3 separate regions of the Homo sapiens genome follow, and all the other regions are linked to region 3. A link is a contact called in ENCODE Hi-C or POLR2A ChIA-PET data. All regions are on one chromosome and are shown on one strand. The core of a region is the stretch at or near the end of the contact, and the rest is flanking DNA. Distances in the headings are between cores, read along the strand shown. Region 1 holds the start of UBTF (upstream binding transcription factor). Region 2 holds the start of HROB (homologous recombination factor with OB-fold). Region 3 holds the start of RPL27 (ribosomal protein L27).

What was found. Hi-C counts contacts between places; a loop is a spot of excess contacts on that map. ChIA-PET counts read pairs that join two places held with the same protein, here RNA polymerase II (POLR2A). Pooled maps may share reads with other maps.
Region 1: a pooled map shows a loop between it and region 3 (5-fold over the local background). The contact joins the promoter of UBTF here to the promoter of RPL27 in region 3. A Hi-C loop is called at or near these places in 2 of 50 pooled maps. POLR2A ChIA-PET finds 5 or more read pairs at or near these places in 3 of 52 experiments (GM10248, PC-3 and activated CD4-positive, alpha-beta T cell).
Region 2: a pooled map shows a loop between it and region 3 (2.1-fold over the local background). The contact joins the promoter of HROB here to the promoter of RPL27 in region 3. A Hi-C loop is called at or near these places in 1 of 50 pooled maps. POLR2A ChIA-PET finds 5 or more read pairs at or near these places in 2 of 52 experiments (A549 and B cell).

The regions. Positions count from the first base shown.
Region 1 is chr17:44,218,269-44,221,737 of GRCh38, reverse strand. UBTF (upstream binding transcription factor) reads left to right here and starts at 2,063. Exons shown (of 21, transcript NM_014233.4): 1 at 2,063-2,293; 2 at 3,442-3,469. All of the region lies in intron 1 of ATXN7L3-AS1 (ATXN7L3 antisense RNA 1), which reads right to left. RefSeq lists silencers at 627-846, 1,357-2,046, 2,173-2,337, 2,097-3,116, 3,167-3,336.
Region 2 is chr17:44,140,019-44,143,623 of GRCh38, reverse strand. It overlaps HROB (homologous recombination factor with OB-fold), which reads right to left and starts at 1,694. Exons shown (of 10, transcript NM_001171251.3): 1 at 1,479-1,694. The coding sequence starts at 1,481. RefSeq lists silencers at 869-1,163, 1,410-1,469 and an enhancer at 1,770-1,939.
Region 3 is chr17:42,996,443-42,999,897 of GRCh38, reverse strand. RPL27 (ribosomal protein L27) reads right to left here and starts at 1,479. Exons shown (of 5, transcript NM_000988.5): 1 at 1,427-1,479; 2 at 1,067-1,149. The coding sequence starts at 1,147. It overlaps LOC124904006 (a long non-coding RNA gene), which reads left to right. Exons shown (of 2, transcript XR_007065759.1): 1 at 1-177; 2 at 512-3,455. RefSeq lists enhancers at 1,018-1,127, 1,198-1,437, 1,448-1,757, 723-1,922.

The DNA of each region.
Region 1 (3,469 bases), core at 814-3,313, 1.2 Mb before region 3:
TCTAAGAGCTTCTTTCTCGCTTTTTTTTTCCCTGTAACTACCCCCCCCCCCTTTTGCTTCAGGGTTGCAAAAGCAAAGAGCAATTAAAAAAAAAAAACCGCGCACACACTCAGACACACACCAGTGGCGACAGGGGAGAGTTGGAAAGACGCAGGAGAGAAGCAGGAGGCAGGAGGCAGCGGGGATGGAGCAATGGGAGCGGGAAGCAGGCAGGTTTCCTTGCAAATCCCCCTCCGGCCTCACGCCGTCTCGCCGGCCCCGGCAGGGGAGCGAGGACCCCGGCGAACAGATGGAGGAGTGGAGCTCGCTCTAGGCAGCTGGGCTTGGCCGGAGAATGGAGGAGCCACCAAGCGACCGGCTGATTGGAAGAGAAACGCAGAGCGATGGAGGCGGGGTAGGAGGACGATTTCTCTGCGGGGACTGGCGGCGGCGTACACGCCCGGGTCGGGCGCTGCAGAGCTTGGCTGGCTTTCAACCCGCGCTCGCCGGCTCCAGCCCCGCGCGCCCCCACCCCTAGCCCTCCCGGCGGCTCCGCAGGTGAGTGCGAGCTGGGGGCAGAAATATCCAAAAGTCTCAACATGCCCGCCCTGCAAAAAGAAAAAAAAAAGACGAAAACCATTTTTCTTTAAAAAAAAAAAATTTTTTTTGTGCAACCCCTAGAGCAGTGGGAGGGAAGGGGTGAGGCTGAGCCGCCCGGAGGAGGCGGAGGGGCCAGGCGAGGCCGGGGTGGCCCGGGAGGCGGCGGCGCCGAGGCGGCTCTGACGGGCAAGCGCTCGGAGCGGCGCTGCGCTGCGCCGAGGCGGGCGGGCGGGCGGGCGGAGCGGGGCGGGCGGAGCGCGGCGCGTGGGGCTCGCCATTAGCCGTCGCTCCGCTTCGCCATCTCGGGCTTTGTCTGGCGACTCGCTGCCCCGGCGTCGGCTGCAGCGGAGCTGCGGCTCGACTGTTCGGCCCGCCGTGCTCCCAGGTGCCCCCGGCCTGCGCTCCCATCCACACGCTCGGTAAGTGAGCCCGGGAGCCGCGGATTTCGGGGGAGAGGGGTTGCTACGAGTGGCGGCGGCGCCGATCTTCATGCGCCCGGGCAGGCCTGGAGAACCATGCCGGGCTGGATTGAACCGGCTCCCACAGCGGCCCCTCCGCCGGAGCCCGTCGTTCCCTTGCCGTTTCCGGGGTGTAAAGAGCAACGGGGATTTTTTTTTTTTAATGCAGAGGTTTTAGTTTTCGGGTTTTTTTTTAAGTTTCGTATGTGCCGTTCGGCAAGGAGAGGACCGCGAGGTAGGCACCGAAGCTGGACGCCGCGATCGGCGTGCGTGCGCCCCAAACCAGCGGCCACGCTCCGGGGGATGAGGGTGGGCGCGGACCGCTCGCTCCGGGAGGCGGGAGAGAGCTGGCCTGGAAGCCCTAGTCTGAGCTGGGAGAACTTGGGGGAGAGCTCCGGAGCAGGGCTGTGGGCGCCCCCCGAGCCTCCCCGGACGCCGGGGGCACCTCCGGGCACCCTCTCCGCGGCCGCACCTCGGCCCTCCCTCGCCGGCGAAGCCTGCTAGTTCCCCCGCGGGTCTGGCGAGGTCGCTCTCGGCGCCCGCCCGCCCGCCTAGGCTCCGAGCCCCGCCGCCATCCGGGCGGCTGCGTGTCTCCCTGCCCCGGCCCCCCCCCCCTTCCCCGGCGGCGGCAGCAGCAGCAGCAGCAGCCGCCGCCGCCGCCAGCACCACCACCACCACCCCCCTCCCCTCCTTCCTTCCCTCCGCCTCGGCCGCCCGGGTCCCCCCAGCTCCCGCCCCTCCTCCCAGCTGCCCCCCGCGGAGCCCGCCCGGGCAGGCTGTGGGAGGGAGCGGAGCCGGCGAGGCGGGCGGGCTGGCGCTCGCTCCCCGGGGGTCGGTGTGCGCTCTACGGGGAAGGACGCGCTCGCTGCCCCGCTTCTCCCGCCCCCCCTCCCGCTCCTCCTCCTCCCTTCTCCCTCCTCCTCCCCGCTCCGGCGGCTGAGGCTGCGGCGGCGGCGGGGGGTGTGCGAGCTGAGGCCGGGGCCGGCGGCGGGCGGGCTGCCTGCAGGCGGAGGGCGCTGTGCTTTGTGCTTTTCGCCGCGAGGAGCAGCAGGCAGCAGCCACAGCCGCCGCCGCCGCCGCCGCCGCCACAGCAGCAGCAGCCGCCGCCCCAGCGCCGCCGCCTCGCCCGGAGGAGGAGCCGCTGCCGCCGCGGGAGGGAGCTGCGGCTGTGCCCGGCCGAGCGGGGGAGGGCGCCGCCACTCAGAGCCAGGGAGGGAGCCGCTGGAGCGGGAAGCCCGGAGGCCGCGCTGCGCCGGGTAACCGAGGCGGCTGAGGACGCGCGCTGGGGTCGGGGCCGGACGGCGGGAGCGAACCGCGGGGTGCGGTGGGCGCCCAGCGGGGACCCGAAGCGACCACCGAGCAGGCGACCGGGCGCGAGCAGACCAGGGCACTTGGGAGGACGCCGAGAGCCGGGGGAGGGGAAGGCAGGAAGCGAGGCCTGAGCCGAGCCCCGGCCGCTGGCGGAGGAGCCCGCGCTTCTCGGAGCCGGCAGGCGCAGTTCTCCCCGGCCGCCGGAGGGGGCGGCGGGGCCGGTGAGCGCTGCGCCCCCGCCTCCCGGCCGCCGTCCTCCCGCCCTCTCCTTGGCTCGGCTCCCCGGAGGCCGGGGCGGGGGCGCCGGCGGGGCTGGGCCGCAGGCTCGGGGGAGGAGGCGGCGGTTCCCGCCGCGGTCGCGCCTCTGTGCCGGGCTCCTCCGTGCGCGTCGGGGTGGCTGGGCGGTGGCGGCGCCTCTGGCCGGGGTGGGTGGCTCGGGGGCGGGGGGCAGGCTAGGCCGCTTCTCTCCGGCTGCTTGCCCGCCTGTGCGGGCGGGGACGGCGAAGGGAGCCCGGGAGGGGGGAGCGGCGGGAATCCGGATCCGGTCCCCGGGGGCGGTGCGGCCGCTCCGCTCCGGGGCTGGCGGCGGCTGCGCTGCGTCCGGGTCCCCGCCGGGTTGCGGAGGCGGGGGGAACCGGCCGGGGGGAGGCGGGAGGAGGAGACTGGGGCGCGTGCCCGCTTCCGTGGCCGCGCGCGCCCTTTACCCGCCCTTCCTCTTCCCCCGCCCTCCAGCCTGGGGCCTCCCCGGGGCGGGCGCTCCGAGGAGGAGGAGATTTTTTCTTTTTTTTTTTTTTTGGCTGGGGTTGGGAAGCGGGGCGGAGGGCGGGCGCTCGCTGCACGCGGGAGCTAGGAGCAGGCCCTCGCGTGGCCAGGGGAGGGCGCGCGCCGCGGAGCCGGGCTGCAGGGGCTGGGGGAGGGGGTCACGAGGAAGAGGAGGGGCGCACTCCCATTCCCATAGACCCCTTAAGTCTAATAAGGTCATGGCTGAGTCTCTCAGAGTGTGGACCTGCCCCCTTCTACTCTGGGCGGTTAGAAAGTCGTTAGTCGTTCACCTCTCAGCCTTCCTGAGTGGGAACTGGTATGTCTTCCAAAGGGTGAGGTGGCTTTGACCCCGGGTTGCC
Region 2 (3,605 bases), core at 445-2,944, 1.1 Mb before region 3:
TGCCCAGGCTGAAGTCCAGCGGCACGATTTTGGCTCACTGCAACCTCCACCTTCCAGGTTCAAGCAATTCTCCTGCCTTAGCCTCCCAAGTAGCTGGGATTACAGGCCAAGCCACAATGCCTGGCTATTTTTTTTTGTATTTTTAGTTGAGACAGGGTTTCACCATGTTAGCCAGGCTGGTCTTGAACTCCTGACCTTGTGATCTGCCCACCTCAGCCTCCCAAAGTGCTGGGATTACAGGCGTGAGCCACTGCGCCCAGGCTAATTTTTAAATTTTTATAGATACGGGGCCTCACTACATTGCCCAGGCCAGTCTTGAACTCCTGGGCTCAAGTGATCCTCCCACTGTGGCCTCCAAAGTGCTGGGATTATAGGTGTCAGCCACAGGCTGGGCATGGTGGCTCACTCCTGTAATCCCAGCACTTTGTGACGCCAAGGCGGGTGGACCACCTGAGGCCAGGAGTTCAAGAACAGCCTGGCCAACAAAGTGAAACCTCGTCTCTACTAAAAATAGAAATAAGTTAGCTGGGGTGGTGGTGCCCGCCTGTAATCCCAGCTTGTTGGGAGTCTAAGGCAGGAGAATTGCTTGAACCTGGGAAGTGGAGGTTGCAGTGAGCGGAGATCGCACCACTGCACTTCAGCCTGGGCCACAGAGTGAGACTCTGTCTCAAAAAAACAAACAAACAAAAACAGGTGTCAGCCACGGCCCCTGGCTTGGGCCTAAGGATTTTGCAATATCCCAAAGGTTTCGCCTGACCAATCTTATGTCAAACATAAGAGAAACTACCATAAATCCAAACATGTCTGCACAGTGGCATTGTTTCTGCAAATGAAGCCAGTAGTTTCCCTACCTAATCCAAGGCCCAAAAACTAGGGTCCCAGGAGAGTAGGATGCCCCAGTCCACGGTTCCTTCTTTCTAGCCAGCAGGGCTGCTGTAGCCAGTTCCTGATGAGTGTCAAACCCAGATCAGAGGTGGTGCCTAACCCCAGATGCCAGAGCCGCAGGAGCTACAGCTGGCGATACAGTTCCCAAGACTCTAAGGGTCAGAGTGAAAGGGGTGGGCGGGAGACGACGGTTGCAGTGAGCAGAGATCACGCCACTGCACTCCAGCCTGGGCGACAGAACGAGACTTCGTCCAAAAAAAAAAAAAAAAAAAGTAGAAAGTGTGGGGCGGGGAGGGGAAAGGGATGGACCCAAGCGGTAGTGACGTCTGAGCGCACTGGAAAGGGGGGTTTCCCAGGAGGGTAGGAAGGCAACAGGAGGGAAACTGAGGCCCGGGGGAGGAGAATGCTTTCTCAGGGTCTCCGGCGCGTCCATGACAAGCCCTGACGACAGCCCAGGTCTCCCGACTCCGCCGAACCCCCACCCAGACCCCGGTCCTGCAACTTGCGCGGGCGAGGGGCTGGAACCCCATGAGCAGTTCCGGAGGCCAGGGGGCCCTGCGGCCCGCCAGCCCCCAAGCTGGGCGCGGCATTACCATAGCGACGGCGGGTGGGCCTCGGCGGGGAGGTTGGCCCGGCACCCCGAGTCCGGGGAGTCGCCGGGGCCTTGGACACGACCCAGGTGGAAGTCTCGGACTCCGAGGGACAGTGCTTCCGGGCTGGGGTCAGAGGGATGAGTCTCTGCGATATAGGGAAAGTCGCCAGGAGACTGGCGGCAGGCGCCTTAGGCCGCATTCGAAGACGCCGCCACTGGGGCGTCTCCGCCTTCTTAAAGGGGCAGGCATATTTCTTTCCCGCCGACACAAAGGGCCTTCTCACTGTAGTCTTCCGCTCTGGTCTTAAAGGGGAAACGGATGGGCTCTCGGTCGCCCCCAAGCGGCTCCTCTTCCCAGTCGGCTGGTTCAGCACTGGTTCAGGTGAGATCAAGCATCTTGGCCCCACGATGCCTAATCCTGCCCCCGCCCCTTTCTTTTCCGTTCTTTTTTTTTTTTCTTTTTTAAACCGAATCTCGCTCTGTCGCCCAGGCTGGAGTGCAGTGGCGCGATCTCGGCTCACTGCAACCTCCGCCTCCCGGGTTCAAGCGATTCTCCTGCCTCAGCCTTCGAAGTAGCTGGGATTACAGGCGTAAGCCATGGCGCCCGGCCTCCCTGCTTGACTTAATACTGCTTCAGAGCAAGACTGTGGCTTTTCACCTTTGTGAACCAGCATGTGGCACATTGAAGACACTCAGAAAATGAGTTTGTTTTTGTTTTGAGACTTACTTTACTCCCTTACCCAGCCCGGAGTGCAGCGGCACAGTCATGGCTCACTGCATCCTCCACCTCTTGGGCCCAAGCAGTCCTCCCACCTCAGCCTCCTGAGTAGCTGGGATCACAGGCACACACCACCAAACCCAGTTAACTTTTTTTTTTTTTGACACGGAGTCTCACATTGTTGCCCAGGCTGGAGTGCAGTGGCACGATCTTGGCTCACTGCAACCTCTGCCTCTCAGGTTCAAGCGATTCTCCTGCTTCAGCCTACCAAGTAGCTGGGATTACAAGTGCCCGCCACCACGCCCGGCTAATTTTTTTTTTTTTTTTTTTTTTTTGAGACAGTCTCGCTCTGCAGGACAGGCTGCAGTGCAGTGGCATGATCTCGGCTCACTGCAACCTCTTCCTCCTAGGCTCAAGCAATTCTCCTGCCTCAGCCTCCCGAGTAGCTGGGATAACAGGCATGTGCCATCATGCCTGGCTAATTTTTGTATTTTTAGTAGAGACAGGGTTTCACCATGTTGGCCAGGCTGGTCTCGAACTCCTGACCTCAGGTAATCTGCCCGCCTCTGCCTCCCAAAGTGCTGGGATTACAGACGTGAGCCACTGCGCCCAGCCACGCCCAGCTAATTTTTTGTATTTTTAGTAGAGACAGGGTTTCACCATGTTGGCCAGGATGGTCTCGAACTCCTGACCTCAGGTAATCTGCCCGCCTCTGCCTCCCAAAGTGCTGGGATTACAGACGTGAACCACTGCGCCCAGCCACGCCCAGCTAACTTTTTGTATTTTTAGTAGAGACAGGGTTTCACTATGTTGCCCAGGCTGGTCTTGAACACCTGACCTCGTGATCCACCCGCATTGGCCTCCCGAAGTGCTGGGATTATAAACGTGAGCCACTGTGCCTGGCCTAAGCCCAGCTAATTTTTTTATGTTTATTTGTTGTAGAGATGAAGGCTCCCTATGTTGCCCAGGCTGAACAAGTGTTTGTTGAATGACTTGATGCCATTTGTCAGGAGGGAGTGCGAATGGCTGGGCAACTCAATGCTCACTTCCGCGGTGGCTCTTGCCTGTAATCTCAGCACTTTGGGAGGCAGAGGCGGGCGGATCACAAGGGCAGGAGATCGAGACCATCCTGGCTAACATGGTGAAACCCCGTCTCTACTAAAAATACAAAAAAATTAGCCGGGTGTGGTGGCGGGCGCCTGTAGTCCCAGCTACTTGGGAAGCTGAGGCAGGAGAATGGCATGAACCCGGAAGGCGGAGCTTGCAGTGAGCCGAGATCACGCCACTGCACTCCAGCCTGGGCAACAAAGCAAGACTCCGTCTAAAAAAAAAAAAAAAAGAAATTAGCCGGGCATGGTGGCGGGCGCCTGTAATCCCAGCTACTCAGGGGACTGAGGCAGGAGAATGGCT
Region 3 (3,455 bases), core at 230-2,729:
GGGCCTATTTAGGCCCTGTGTTAGAGGTAGTGCAGTGTCCAAAAAATATTTCCACCCTCAGGTCTCCAAGATCCACCATTATAAAGAGAAAAATCACAGAAAGCTATGAGAAATGACCAAAGAGAAACAGAACAGTGTTTATCTCCATCAGGAAGCATCTGGAACGGCTTACTAGAGGTAAGAGATTTAAAAGTAGCAACAGTTAACATTTAAGAAGTACTTGCTATATGCCAAGCACTGCTCACAGGACTTGGTATCTATTCACTTGCTCCACTGCTAGTGAAGTGTACAGCCAAGGTTAAGACACCACAGCCTAACTCCAGAGATCAGTCTCAGGAGATGGGAGAGGGGAATCCAGGGGTACTCCAGTGTCCCCACAACAACAAAACGCAGTGGTGTATGTGGCCAGAGCCTAGGGAACTCTCTCAAGAAGCTACAAAATCATGGATAAGAGGAAAACAGTGAGGGGCTATGTGACCTTTCTAAAAGCAATTTCCTCCTCTTCTTACAGATTCCCAGCTGCAGCACTTCAGGTAAATAACAGAACACCTCCAAACCTTAGCAACAGGAAGGAACCCCCTATAGCTGGGGATGGTGGCACGCACCTGTAGTCCCAGCCACTCGAGAGGCTGAGATGGGAGACTCGCTTGAGCCCGGGAGGTCGAGGCTGCAGTGATCACGCCACTGCACTTAGCCTGGACAGAGATCCCGTCTCAAAAAAAAAAAAAAGAAAAGAAAAGAAAAGGAATCCCCTATGATTACTTCAAGGACTGCACATGACAATACCTGAAAGGCAGTGGGAGCACATAGCAAGCGTGCAATGTCAGCCACTATTACTATATATTTAAAGCCTCTGGTGGAGAAGGCTTTATGCGTTGGGAGCCCAATTCAGCTCACATTTGCTTTTACTGTGCTTCTTCCTCTCTCAAAAACTCTCCCACGTTCACCCTGACCGTGCTCACTGGCTACTGCCCCAGAAACAGGCCTTGAATTCCAAGCCTGCCCGCCCCGCCGCAGCCAGCCTGGTCCCGGCATGCAAGGACGCAGAGTCCCGCGAGGCTGATACCTTCACGATGACAGCTTTGCGTCCGGAGTAGCGTCCAGCCAGGACAAGCACCACCTTCCCAGGTTTCATGAACTTGCCCATTTCTGCAGAGAGCAAGGAGAAAGGGCCACTTAAAAATCCGTAAAGCCAAAGATGCCCAGAGCTGACTCCTGCCAGCAAGCCCAGGTCTTGGGCCGGAACTTCAGACTGTGTTCACTGTCGCCTTGGTCAAGGCCGCCCGAGGGCCCTGCTCGCAGGACAGGATCGGATACGTAGCCGCCAGAGACCTAGGGAAGGAATGCACCCGGCGCCGCCCGGACCTTCGACCCCCAAGCCGCGGATGGCAGCGGATTGAAAGATTCAACCCAAGCTTCTACTTACCGGCAGCAACCACCCGGCCCTACCAGCAAAAAGGAAAGAAGGACACTTCCGCTAACCTTTCACCCCGGTGAGGAGTGACCTCACTTCCTGTCCCGCCCTTCAGGCTTTGCCACGCTGATTGTGTGGTGCTGAGTCTCGTGTTGCGGGCGGAAGAAGCTCATGAGGGAAACGCAGGGCGCGGCAGCTCAAGTATTCGAATGAAACTTTATTAGCAGCTCCAGCAGTAGACAAGAGCAAAGGAGACTCCTCCCGGCCGACGGAAGAGCTGGGAGGGCGACTGTGCTGTGCGCTCTGGACTCAGCAGCTAGGCTTTGTTGTAGTTCCTTTCTCTGGCGCTAGGAGGGGGAACACAATCTGAAATTTACTTTTTCTCTTGGGAGACACAGGGAAAAAAATAGGGCATTTATTGGTGCCTGTCGGGGGCACTGTTAGCTAAAGAGGGAGGGACAAAGATCAGTAAGGGTGGCTGGTCCGATAGTAGTGGGTTATCAGAACTTATCAACGTTAGGGTCACTAAAGTTGGTATACAACCCCCCACTGCTAAATTTGGTTTTAAAAAAACAAACAAAAAGGATATTTACCCCCAACAGTTAAAGTCTAGTGGTGTCACTGACATTACCAACTAGAATAAGCATGAGGGAGGTAGAGGAGAAGAATGGCAGCTGCTTACCCTGTGCCAGGTCAGGTTAATCTATTTATGCACATCATCTGATTTGGTCATCATAACACTAAGAAATAGATACTATTATCTCCATTCTAGAGTCGAGGAAACTGGCTTAGAGAGATTTGCCCGAAGTCTATAGTGGTTAAATAGTGGAGCTGGGGCTCAGCCTCAAGCAGTTCAACTCCTGAACCCATACTGTTTACCATGTCACCATCCTGAGCAGCGATTCTCTCCCAGGCAAGATGTGAGCACTTTATACAAGCCGGCAGCCTGTTTAATCCTCACAACTCTGCATCTTGGGCATTCTCCTCCCATTTAGACATGAGGAAATTGCAATTCAGAGAGGATAAATTGCTTGTCTGAGGTTAATCCTAATCAGTGGCATAGATGGGATTCAAATCTAGGTCTGAATCTAGGTCTAGTTGGCTCTCAAACTGAATTATTTCCCATCACTCACCAGAAGAGTGTTTTCACATGGTACCTTATGTGCTTTCCGAGTTTAAGGGAAAGATAAACTATCTCACAGTTTTTGCTTATCTGAACCTATAGGATTTGTCTTGGGCAAGATGTGGAACAACCAGGATTTCATCAGTTCTCTCCTGAAGCTCTCCAGTGATACAATTTTCCCTGTATCCCTCAGGATCCCATTGCAATGGCTTTTGTTTTGTTTTTTGAGACAGGGTCTCGCTCTGTCACCCAGGCTGAATGGTGTGTAGCACAATCATGGCTCACTGTAGCCTCAACCTCCTGGGCTCGTGATCCCCCCACCTCAGCCTCCTGAGTAGCTAGGACTTCAGGTATGTGCCACCATGCCCGTGTAATTTGAAGAAAAAAACAAAAACAAAATCAAAGAACTTTTTTTTGGTAGAGATGGGGACTCACTATATTGCCCAGGCTGGTCTCAAAAACTTCTGGGATTAAGTGATCCTCCTACCTGAGCCTCCCAAAGTGTTGGGATTACAGGCGACGCAGCACCGTGCCCGGCCCCATTACAATTTTTTTTTTTTTCAGACGGAGTCTCATTTTGTCACCCAGGCTGGAGTGCAGTGGCGCGATCTCAGCTCACTGCAACCTCCACCTCCCGGGTTCAAGCGATTCTCCTGCCTCAGCCTCCTAAGTAGCTGGGACTATAGGCTCCTGCCACCACACCCGGCTAATTTTTATATTTTTTGTAGAGATGGAGTTTCGCCATGTTGGCCAGGCTGGTCTCGAACTCCCAGCCTCAAGTGATCCGCTTGCCTCGAACTCCCAAAGTGCTGGGATTACAGGCATGAGCCACCACGCCTGGCCTCCAATGGTTTTTAAAATGTCTTTTTCTTATATATTTCATTTTTTAAAGAGATGAGGTCTTGCTATGTTGCCGGG